Linked DNA regions of Mus musculus: region 1 is linked to region 2. Evidence: chromatin loops called from intact Hi-C (ENCODE). Cell type or tissue: left cerebral cortex. All regions are shown on one strand. Each heading gives the region's core, and the rest is flanking DNA. Links, peaks and the distances in the headings are about the cores only.

The links. Peaks named below come from ENCODE experiments on the same cell type or tissue, not always from the same donor. Only the 100,000 strongest peaks of a DNase experiment are listed, where the experiment ranks them.
Region 1: it touches region 2 in a loop (2.3-fold over the local background); 1 of 42 quality-filtered maps calls a loop at or near these places.

What each region holds. Positions count from the first base shown.
Region 1 is chr3:101,401,022-101,406,392 of GRCm38, forward strand. The region is part of intron 2 of Igsf3 (immunoglobulin superfamily, member 3); the gene reads left to right. Among named protein-coding and RNA genes, the nearest start is that of Igsf3, 27 kb to the left of the region's middle. In left cerebral cortex, for the core only: no CTCF peak of the experiment used is centred there; DNase peaks (open chromatin) are centred at 2,639, 3,821 and 4,638.
Region 2 is chr3:101,301,047-101,306,417 of GRCm38, forward strand. No RefSeq gene overlaps it. Among named protein-coding and RNA genes, the nearest start is that of Gm32803, 7.1 kb to the left of the region's middle. In left cerebral cortex, for the core only: a CTCF peak has its summit at 3,244 (motif pointing right); a DNase peak (open chromatin) is centred at 3,246.

The DNA of each region.
Region 1 (5,371 bases), core at 140-5,139, 100 kb after region 2:
TTAACCACTGAGCCATCTCTCCAGCTTCAGGGGTTTTATAACACCTCAAAACCTTTTGCTAAGTGTCGCCAGGTTATACAGGGACACTAGGAATGTGAGTTTGCTAGCGTTGGTAACTTCAGAGTGAAAACAACACAACTCACCAACCTCTCCTGGCCTCCCTTTCCCGCCCTTTAGCCTCACCTGCAGACACCACCTCTACTTGTAGACATGTCTGCCTCCCGCTGCCTTCTCTGGACAGCCTGGGCAGGTATATCACAGTTCTCCTTCCTTTACTACTGTGGAAAATGTCAAATGGGTACCAAAAGATAATGAAACTCCATGTGCCTGCTTCTCACAGTTGTCACCTCGTGGCTCAACTTGCTTTACATACGCGCCCCCACCCCCAATGATGTCCAAGAAAATACAAGGTCTGCTAGTGTATTCCCATGTACTGTTCAAAACTCTCGTCTGTTAAGCTGAATGTATTAGGAATTTATTTTTCCACTTAAAAATTCATTTTCAGAGTAACAAGAAGGTAACCTTTCAATCCCACTAGATCAGTGGAAATGTCAAACAATAGTTTGAGTTGCGGAAGACACAAGTTCAGAACACTGGAATGCTGTCTGGGGACTATAAATCAGGGCAGCAGAGTTGCAGAGATCTGAACGGTGCCTGGTGGGGGTGAGAGGTCCCTCGGGGACAGTTAGAAGACTCAAGATTGCACTGGAAAGTCTCGGGCCAGATGAAAGTTCATCGGCTGGAAAATGAGTTCACTGGGCAGCACCCACTGTTAGTATAGCAGGCTCTGACACACAGCAATTGAAACAAATGCTTTGACCTGTGTCAACAGGATTACTGTAGAAAATGCTTCCTCAAGTCAAAAAAGAATGATGCAGAGCGGTACCTGCAGAGTGATGCCATTTTTTGATGGTTTTAAGACATGCAAAGCTCTGCCTTGTTTACGACTGTGCAGTGAAAGTGTAAGTGTGCAAGACTGATAACTATGGCTGCTCTGGGGCAGGCGGGACTGACAGGGTTGGAAAAGTGGCAAAACAGCAACCTGAGCCGAACCTACAGTGTTTTTCCCTCCTGGAGACAAAGCTTAGAGCAGAGGTTCCCAACCTGTGGGTCGTAACCCCTTTGGGGGTCGAATGACTCTTTCACAGGGGTCAGCTAAGACCGCCTGCATATCAGGTATATGAAGTGTTAATGAAATAATTTTATGGTTGGGGTCACCAGAACATGGAGTGTATTAAGGGTCGCAGCATGAGGAAGATTGAGAACCACTGGCCTAGAGCAAAGAGAGCAAAATGTTAGGATTTGGCACACCATGGATGGCATGGGTATTTCATGTTTATACTTTGTGAATGTTTAAAATCTTCCCTATTGAAAAAGTAAGCCAAGCATAGTGGTGCTTGTCTGTAGTCCCGGCTACTCAGAGGGTGGAGGAAGAAGTTTCAGGCCAGTTTGGGCAACGTAGCAAAACCCTGACTCGAAAATAAAGGCTGGTGAGGTGGCCCACTGGGTAAGGCTGATCACCTAGAGTCTGATTCCCAGGACCCAGCTGATTGAAGGAGTGAGCTGACTCCTGTGAGTGTCCCCCGACACCATGTTCTGTGACATGTGCTACGTGCACCTACGTACACGCACCCACCCACATACGTGCATAATAAAGAATTTAAAATAAATGGCTTGAGATGGCTGCTGGATGGGTAGGGTGCATGCGCCTATAGTAGTCTCAGCTATTGAGGGAGGCTGAGGTAGGACCGTTGTAAATTTAAGACCAACCTGATCAAAATAAGCAATGTAGGGGACCCTTATCTCCAAAAAGGGGGATGGGGAAGGGTCACTGTGTCTTCTGGGGCTACTCTCTAGACTGAGGTCAGATAGCGCAGCATCTTTTGGTTTTCTGATCCCGAGGAAGCGAGTTTCTTTATCACCCAAGGATAACTCGTGGCTTTGAGTTCCTAGAGGCCCGTGACTCCAGGTATTTCCTAGCCGTCTGTATCAAGGGGTGGAGAAAGCAGAGTTACACCTCCCGGTGATCTGGGGAAGCCTTGTTGCCGGGTTTTCACCTTTCCTCCTGGAGAAGGTAGGAACAGGGGAGGCAGAAGGCTGAGCCAGGAGTGCTCCAGGCTTCTGCGAGACGGATCTGAAAAGCGGCTTCCGTCTGTCACCTACAGTTGGCTCACACCTGTCTCCACACCTGTGGTTTGCACACAAGTAGGGAGGATGGGTGTGGAAGAAATGGGACTGCACTGAGCCTTGCTGAGGATCAGTAGGCTCCAGACGGGTGAGAAGGAAGGGTTGAATAGATGTTACCCGGTAGAGGATCTGATCTGTCTCTAGCTGCTCACCAACAGGACTTCCCTGGCTGTCCGCACACTCTGCTGCTTCCCGTGTTCACCCACTTCCAGCGTACCCCACATCCCATCTTAGCGGTTGAACTGTTATCCTCAGCTCCACAAGGGCTCTGACCGATCATGTAGAAGGGAATGGTGCTCCTGGTACCTGCTCCTGGGCTGCGAGACCTGTCTGCTCACTTACCCCAGACTCTGGCCAAGGTGTCTCCTGGGTGAGCTTCCCTCCCACCGTACACTGGCACCAGCTCTGCTTTTGTCCTAAATCCCACGCTTGTCTCCTTTCCTGGGACTTCCCTGGGAAGCCACGTGGGTGGAATGGCTCAGGCTGCACATGCTCCGTGGGACCCTGGGCAGATATGCCGGCCCGGCTGGATGTGTGGTATCTCCATGTGTGGCTGAAGTGGAGTTGAATGCAGTCACATGTAAAGCCCTCAGTGGAGGGCCTGGCCTGTCAGAGCCGGTTGCTGTCTTCCCGGTTGTTCCTTCTTCTGTCCCCGCTTCCTTCTGTAGTTTGTCTCTTCCTTCCTCTTCCTCCTTGTTTTTTGGGTTGCCCACAAATGACAATATATGGAAAAACCAGAGCTATGATTTATAGATGGTGGGCTTGGGGGTGATGGCTTTCCGCTCACCAGGTCACAGAATAGTGTTTGGAGGGATCAGTGGAAGTCGGGCAGCAGAGGTGGAGTGGGGCCAGAAAACCAAGTTCATCCCAGCCACCTAGAGGCTCAGGTGGCAGGATTATCTGCAGCTATATCATGAGTTTCTGGCCAGCCTGAGCTACACGAGATACTAATTAAGCCTCGAGTCTCTAGATAAGAACTTTGTACTTGATGTTTATCCCCCCCACATTGGACCTGCCTGGTGGTGATTGGTGGGCTGGATTGATGGAGCCAGTGCAGATATCTCCAAAATTCAGAAAGACCTTGAATACAGCAGAGAAAGAGGGTTTCAGAATTCTGCCTTGGTGTGTCGAGGGAGTCTACTCTTAACTGCATTTTCCTAGTAAGTTTGAAAGTGTCTAGAAAGTGTCTGTGTCTGTTGGCCTTCATGGTCTTAGGAATTAAATCCAGAGTCTCACCATGCTAGTTGAGCACTCTACACCAGGCCATATGCCCAGCCCTTATCTGTATGGTTCTAAAGCAAGAAGGGCAGCTGCTGTTCAGATTGGTAGACAGTTTGGGTCTACTGGACTCAGAATCCAGATACATACTGTGTGCGGTGGAGACTGATGGGATAGTGGGGGGGTGGGGTGTTACTTGGCAGGCATCGCCTGTGCAATGAAGTCCCCAAACAACGCCGTCTTGTGTCCCTGGGTCTGCTGGCTCCATCCTGGTCAGACCTGGAGAGAAACAGTACGCAGTTCTGACAACACACAGAGGGCCATCGACAGGCTGGAGCCTGTTTGTAAGAGGTGGGAAGCAGGGCTGGCCCGTAAGAGCAGACTGTGCCCATGATGTCCTGGAGTGTTGGTACCGGTGCCAGCAGCCTGTTGGTGGACGCACTCAGCTGCTACCCACTGAATAGCTTGTCCCGGATCCAAGACCTCAGAGCCCTGTTGGGGCTGGCTCAAAAGAGGACTTTCTTTTCTTTCCCTCTCTTCTGCTATTCCCCTCCCCCATCCTCTCTCCTCCCTCTTTCTTTCCTCTTTTCCCCCTCTCCCACCTTCTACTCCCTCCCTTCCTCTCCTCTTCCCTCCTACCCGTTCTTCCCCTCTTCTTTCCCTTTCTTTTCCCTCCTCCTTTCTTTCCCTGGCTGGAACCTGGCCTGGGTCTTGCATATGCTAACCAAGCTCTTTACCACTGAGCAATGTCCCCTGTCCCAAAGGAAGAGCCCCTCGTCTGGGCTGTTGTCAGTAGAGACCTTCCTTTCATGGAGAGATGCCTATATAGACAGGACAGTCAAGCTTGCGGCTGTGGGTTGGTTGGGGGGTGGGGGGATGGGGTGGAGGTGGGGAGGGTGGGGGTGGGGTTACTTTACAACTGTGCACCCTAGAAACCCATCCTTCTTCGCACTTAGGCTTTTTGGTCAGGGGACATAAAGGAGATTGAGGGAACTCTTTGGTCAGTGAGGGCAGCTGGCAAACTTACAAGCGTAATCCTACCCCCAAACAATGCTTTTTATAAAATTTCTAGATAAAATGCCCTAATTTGAAAGAGTATTAGCTAGGATTTGAGCTAGCGTGTGAATTGCGTGGTTCCATCTGCTCTGTACCATGGCCCAGTAGATCTGCAGCGCCATTTGTCACACTTTGTTTTAAAGCCTGGAAGATAAATAGTCCTGGATGCTGTCCAGACCCTCCCATGGAATCCTGCATTTGGATCATGGAAGGGGTGGGCGGTGAGAAATCAGGGCTGATCAGGGAAGGGTGCTGTGTTGCCAGCAACACGTACGTGCTGTCCCCTCGTGGGCTTGCTGGTGATTGCCGTGGTGCCTGGTGCCAAGGGGCAGGGCAGACCCCATCCTCTCTAAAGCAGGATGACTACTCGTTCGTTTGTTCATTCATTCATTCATTCAACCAACTGATTTTTTTTTTTTTTTGAGGTCTTATTATATGGGACATTACACCCTAGGGACCGGGGATCTAGTGCCAGTATTTCTAGCCTTTAGATCCAACATGCCACTATATATCACCCTTATTTTATTAGTGACTTAAGCGCCTTTCTTCACACATAGCACTTGAGCTCAGAAGTCTCTAGCCTTTGCTCTTGATTGTTTGAAGCCTTAATGGGAAAGAAGCGATCATGACATGTGGATAGCAGGGTAGACTTGCGACACAGAGAAAGGTAGAGCTAGCTGGGGGAGGGCTCCTTCCCAGGGACTGGGCTCTGGGGACTGGACAGGGTGTGGTTTGATAGGTTGCCTGCAGGGAGGACCTGAGACAAGGAGTGCTGTTGTTTGTACTGCTGGTGTACTGGGCTTGGGGCTGCAGAAGAAAGGCTGGTGATTCATCCCAAAAGCATTTCTATTGGGCACTGACCTCCTGGGGCACAGAGGGGACATGGGATGAGGTAAGATAAGGCTCTGTG
Region 2 (5,371 bases), core at 294-5,293:
GTTTAAAGCAAATCTTAACTGAATTCTGTACTGGAATGCTTTTGTCTGCCTGTGGCAGGAACCCAGTTTAAAATGCCTCACTCAAACTAAGGACAAGAGCCTTTAATTCACCCAACCAATCAATTGATGGTGCTTTACTGAGAGCCTGCCTGGTGCCAGGAGGTGTTCTAGAAGTTTCTATATTCATTAGCAAAGAAGACGAGCCCACACGTTCTAAGGGTGCTGATGAGTGGGTATAGCCACACAGATGTAAATATGAGTCTGTCAGGTAATGGTAAGGTGTTCTAGAGAGACGAAGCAAAGCCAAGGGTTGGAGTGGCAAGAGGGTTCCATGTTAGGCAGACATGGTCTCAATGGCTCACCTGAAGCCTATGTGGCAAATGGGAGCCAGCCATACTGCCACTTGTGGGAGACCATGGCTGAGAGACAGAATGGCATGTGCAAAGGTCCTGAGGCAGGAGCTAAGAGGCCAGTGGGGATGGAGCGAGCTGACAGGATGCAGAATTAGGAGAGTTGCTCAGAGGGGAGCAGCCAGGTGCTGAGGATTGGGGTACTGCTCTTGCAGTGTCTTTAGGGTTCTGAGGAGAGTAGCTGTCTCCTGTGACTTCAGGTTTTCAAGCCTGACTTGGCAGAGGCAGAGAGACCCCTATGCAGGTTACTATGGGGTTTGAGTGGGAGGATTAGGAGGGTGAGGTCAGATGTAGGGAGAGCTTGGGGTCAGAGGTGGTGCTGGCCTGATTAGCCTGTGGATGAGATGCAGGGGTGGGGCTCAAGCATGACATGAGTGGAGGCGGTAAGATCAAAGCTCTGTTCTCCCGTGTCTATTGGTATTCTACTCTGACTTCATTTTCAGCTCTTCACATATGGTGCTAAAGATGTCTACTGTCAGCTCAGACCTGTCTGGAAGTTCTCTCAGAAGACTAATGCGACCTGAAGTTCCTGGGGAGGGTAGAGTGGGGCAGCCACACCTGTGTAACGGATTCTATATGGCTGATAAATTGACTAGAAGCCCGAGATTGTGGTGAGTTGCAATGTTACAGATCCAGGACTAATTTATATTGGGCTATCTTCAGTCCATTTAATAGTTATTCAGTGCTCACCTCTGGCCTCACATCCTTCGACTATTGGTGACACAGGTTGGAATGAATTAATAGTTTGCTAGCATATACCAGCCCAAAAGATAAGAATGACCTCAGACAACATCTGAAACCTAGAACAGAGACGTACTTGTTTTGTTAGAATATGCCTTGAACTTCCACCAGTGTGTTCAACATTGACCTATGGCTTGTTGTTGTTGTTGTTGTTTTTTTGGTAACTATGAAACCATTTCCATTCATTAGAACACACTGTCCAAGACTGTCTGATTGAATCCATGTCCCAAGGCCATGGTCACCAATATTAGATATTAGACTGGCAAATTATCTTTTATTCCTTCTGAGGTGAGAGCTGTTTTATGTTTACAAAATAGAAGCTTTTTGTTCTAGATGTCCGCAATAATGCCCTCTTGAGTGGGGTTGGCCCGAATCTGTCACATGCTCACCCTGGCCCAAGGAGGATAGTTTGAGGATAGAACCCTGCTGACTATATTCTGTCTGATCCTCACCTGTGGTTCCTAGATTACAGACAAAGTCAGCTTCCCTAAGGCTAGGTGACAGGGGTGGCGAGTGGGTTTGGCGGGTGGGAGGGAGGCAGAGATAATGAGGAGAGAAACCAGAGGTGTCAATCGAGGGAGGAGGATGAATGGCCACCCCATGCTCATGTTGGCCTGGGGTGTTTAATGGGGATGTCCAATGTGGTGTCAACTGATGGTTGTCACACATGGGGGTTGAAGGAAGAGTGGGGATGGGAGTACGGATGTTTGTAGAATAACAGGTAGCCAGGCTAATAGCCATGGGGACTATGGAATCCAAAACTCATTTATGTTGCAAAAGAGTAAGGAGGGGGATTAAATTTTGGATAGGTAAAAGAGATACACAAGTAGCCATGGGGTCACAACAGAAGAAGATAGGAGCCAAATGAGGGGACGGGCAAAATACACAGGGGTGCTGGGGTTGTGGTGGCTTGAGTCACAGATGGCAAAATGGCCAGCATTCAGATGGATGCTCAGACCTGCTACCAACAAACGGGAAGTTGAGTGACCTCGTCACTGCCGATGAACACCTAATTATCTACCAGGCAGAGCCCGCTGGGCATCTAGATCTTTCTGTCATTAGTTTCACCCCAGTCTGTGCACAGCAGCTGAAAGGAAGCCATCAGACAGGCAGCCTCCTTTCTTCCTCCTTGCCCCAGGCTCAGCTTTCCATCCAGGCAGTAAACCGGAAGGAGTCGCCTGCCTGCCCCTGCCGCAGAGGGACTGGAGGGACCTGAAGCCCCTGGGAGGGACTAGAGGGACTCAGAGGAGTCGCCTGCCCCTGCTACAGAGGGACTTGGAGCACTTTGTTTGACTCTAGACTGGGGCTGGGTGTTTTTTGGGCAAGTAGGGACCCACACATAATTAAAATTCAGTCGGGGACTTTTTCTAAATGAGAAGCAAAATACAATCAACATGATCTCCCTGAAGACTGAAGGAGATCTGGAGGGAAAGAAATAACATTTGTGTCTGCAAAGAGAAAGGGAGAAAAACAGGGAATGTAGCGCCAGTTAAAGCAAAGATACGGAAGGGGAAAATAGGAATTAGATCATGCCAGCAATGCAATTAAGGAGAATAAGATGCGCTTTTACAAATATCAGGGGGAAAGGGAGATTATAGAGAGGAAATAAGAGTTAATAAATGCACAGGACCATGAAATGAACGGTGACCACAAACGGCTGAAATGCCCAATTCCACTCTTTGGTGGCCTTTAACTAGGAAAACAAAGGGAAGAAATGGAGCAATTAAAAACTAAGCACAACTTGAGGGAAGTGGCGTAGACACCAGGAGGACAAGCTAGCTAGCTGCTTTGATTCTCAAGCATTCCAGAACACAAGCACATCACGGGCTCCAGGAACAGTCCTGGCCTACACTGGCTCAAGCTGGTGAGCTCAAGGAGCCAAGGGAGGGAGGGACGCAAGGAAGGAAGGAGGGATGGAGGGATGGAGGGAGGGAGGGAGGGAGGGAGGGAGGGAGGGAGGGAGGGAGGGAGGGAGGGAGGGAGGGAGGGGAGGCCCAACTTTCTTAAGCTAAGCAACAGAGTTGAGCTTGAATGTGAAATGACTCCCCCCGCAGGCTCTGCAGTGAGCTCCTCTTGCCAGCTGGTGGCGCTGTTTGGAAGGTCTCAGCGCCTTAAACTAATGAGACCTGGCTGTCGGAATCTGTCCTTAAGACTGAAAGGCTTAGAGGCAGGCTTTGACAGTTCCGGCCTGCAAGCTCTGCCTCCTGGTCTCCACCTGTGAGAAGCCTCTGTCTTAGGCTCCGGAGGTAGTAGAGTGGCCAGCCAGCTGCCATGACTTCCCCACCACAGGAGACTGAAATCCCTCTGAGACCTGTGCCAAAATAAACCATCTCTTCCCGAAATTGTTTCTGTCGGATAATTGTGCACGGCAGTAAAAGCCTGAGCATGGAACTCTCATGACCCATCCTCACACCCCTCCACTTCCAGCTACTCTCCAACTTTCAGCAGAGAGGAAGGTCCAGCCGGTCTTCAGTGTGGTCCCTTCTGCCCTTCTCTCCCCTTCATCCCTTCCTCCTCATTAGCACCTGGGAGTCCAGGACCCTCTCTTGGGGTTTTCCCTACCTAAAGCACACCTACAAGGATGTCTTTATTATTACTATTTTTTAATTGAAGGAAGAATAGCAAGCCAGGAGCATGCTGGGTGAACAGACTGGTTAGATGGGTTTTGATCCCCCCAAAAAGTTTATTTCTGGATCTTGCAAGGTGCTAATATTACCAGGTACTATGACAGGGAGTGGGCATGCAAAGATATGCATGTAACAAGGGCTTAGATGCCAAAGTAAGGACAAACGTGTGTGTGTGTGTGTGTGTGTGTGTGTGTGTGTGTGTGTGTGTGCCTGCACACACCCCATGGTGCTGTGCCTGCATTAATGGTGGGTGTTTAGAAAAGGTGCCCTGGAGGCTCAACTATGAAGAAGGAGAAACTCCATCCTCATAGACCGTGAAGGCTTCTAAAGGTCTCTGTGCATGCTTTTGCTGAATGACCAGAGTTTTGACAGGCGGCAAAAGGCTTGCCTTTCAAGGCAGCAGGAGGCCCATCTGTGAAGGGCAAGAGGCACCCACAGTGCTTGGCATTCAGCACATGAGTAGTCTGCTTTCCACTCTAAGTCATCCCAGCACAGGCTTCCAGGGGCCTAAAACACTCACCTGTTCCCTGCTAGAGAATTTTAGGAATAGATTTAATTCAATTGTCAGGGCAACCCACCTCTTTTTATTACATTACAAAAGAAAAGATTACAGTAGGCAGATGTGATCTTGTCAGTAGCATCAAGGGGTCTCAAGTGCCACCTGCCTGGGATGACAGGGGTGGAAGGGGCATGAACCTTCTCCAAGCCAAGAAAGAGCACTGGCCCAAGGCAGAAGGGCAAGCGACAAACAGCTGGAGGAGCAAGGCAAAGGGGGCTAAGGTTAGGAGAGCTGGAACCAGGAGAACGAAGATGGGGCAGGGACTCAAAGGAAGCTGGGAAGGTGAGCAGCTTCCAGGACAGGCAGGCCTGAGGCCAAGCCCTGTTACTATGCATGTAGGGCGGTATGGTGGTACTTCTCCACTGTCAACCTCAACAGATGTAGAATCACCTAGAAGGTCCACCTCTGGGTGTGACACTGAGGTCATTAGCAGAGAGGTAGAACTGAGGAAGAGTGACCCACCCTGAATGGGGGTGGCCTCATCTCATCAACTGGGGTCCCACAGTACCAAAAAATAGGGAAAAGAAGAAGCATTCATCTCTCTGATGGTGGGTTCAGTGTGACCAGCCGCCTCACACTCCGCCACCATGCCTCCCCGCACCCGACGAACTGTATCCCTCAGCCCACAAACCCTTCCTCAAGTTGCCTGTGCCATATATTTGGTCACAGAAATAAGAAACATGATGAATACTGTCATTCCGTGTTATTTTTGGCCAACTGTTTTTCTTTCCCAGTAGGAACGGGTGAAGGTAATAGTCAAGATCAAAGAAGTAAAAAGTAGTTGTTGACTTGGTAAAACACCATGAGAAGGCAGACAATCAACCAATCAATCACACAGTGTCAGAACTGGAAGGAAACTTCAGGGGAAAAAAAAAATCTCTTCCGGAACAACGTTGACAGCTATTCGAATACCCCATGCGCCCGCGTTTCAGTCCCTGGGAGCAATGCCTCAGAAAGCAGGCCTGGCTTTGTGTGAGAGGTTCTGAACGAGGGAGGGGCTAGGGAGGGACGAGGCTTTCTTTTTTTTTTTTTTT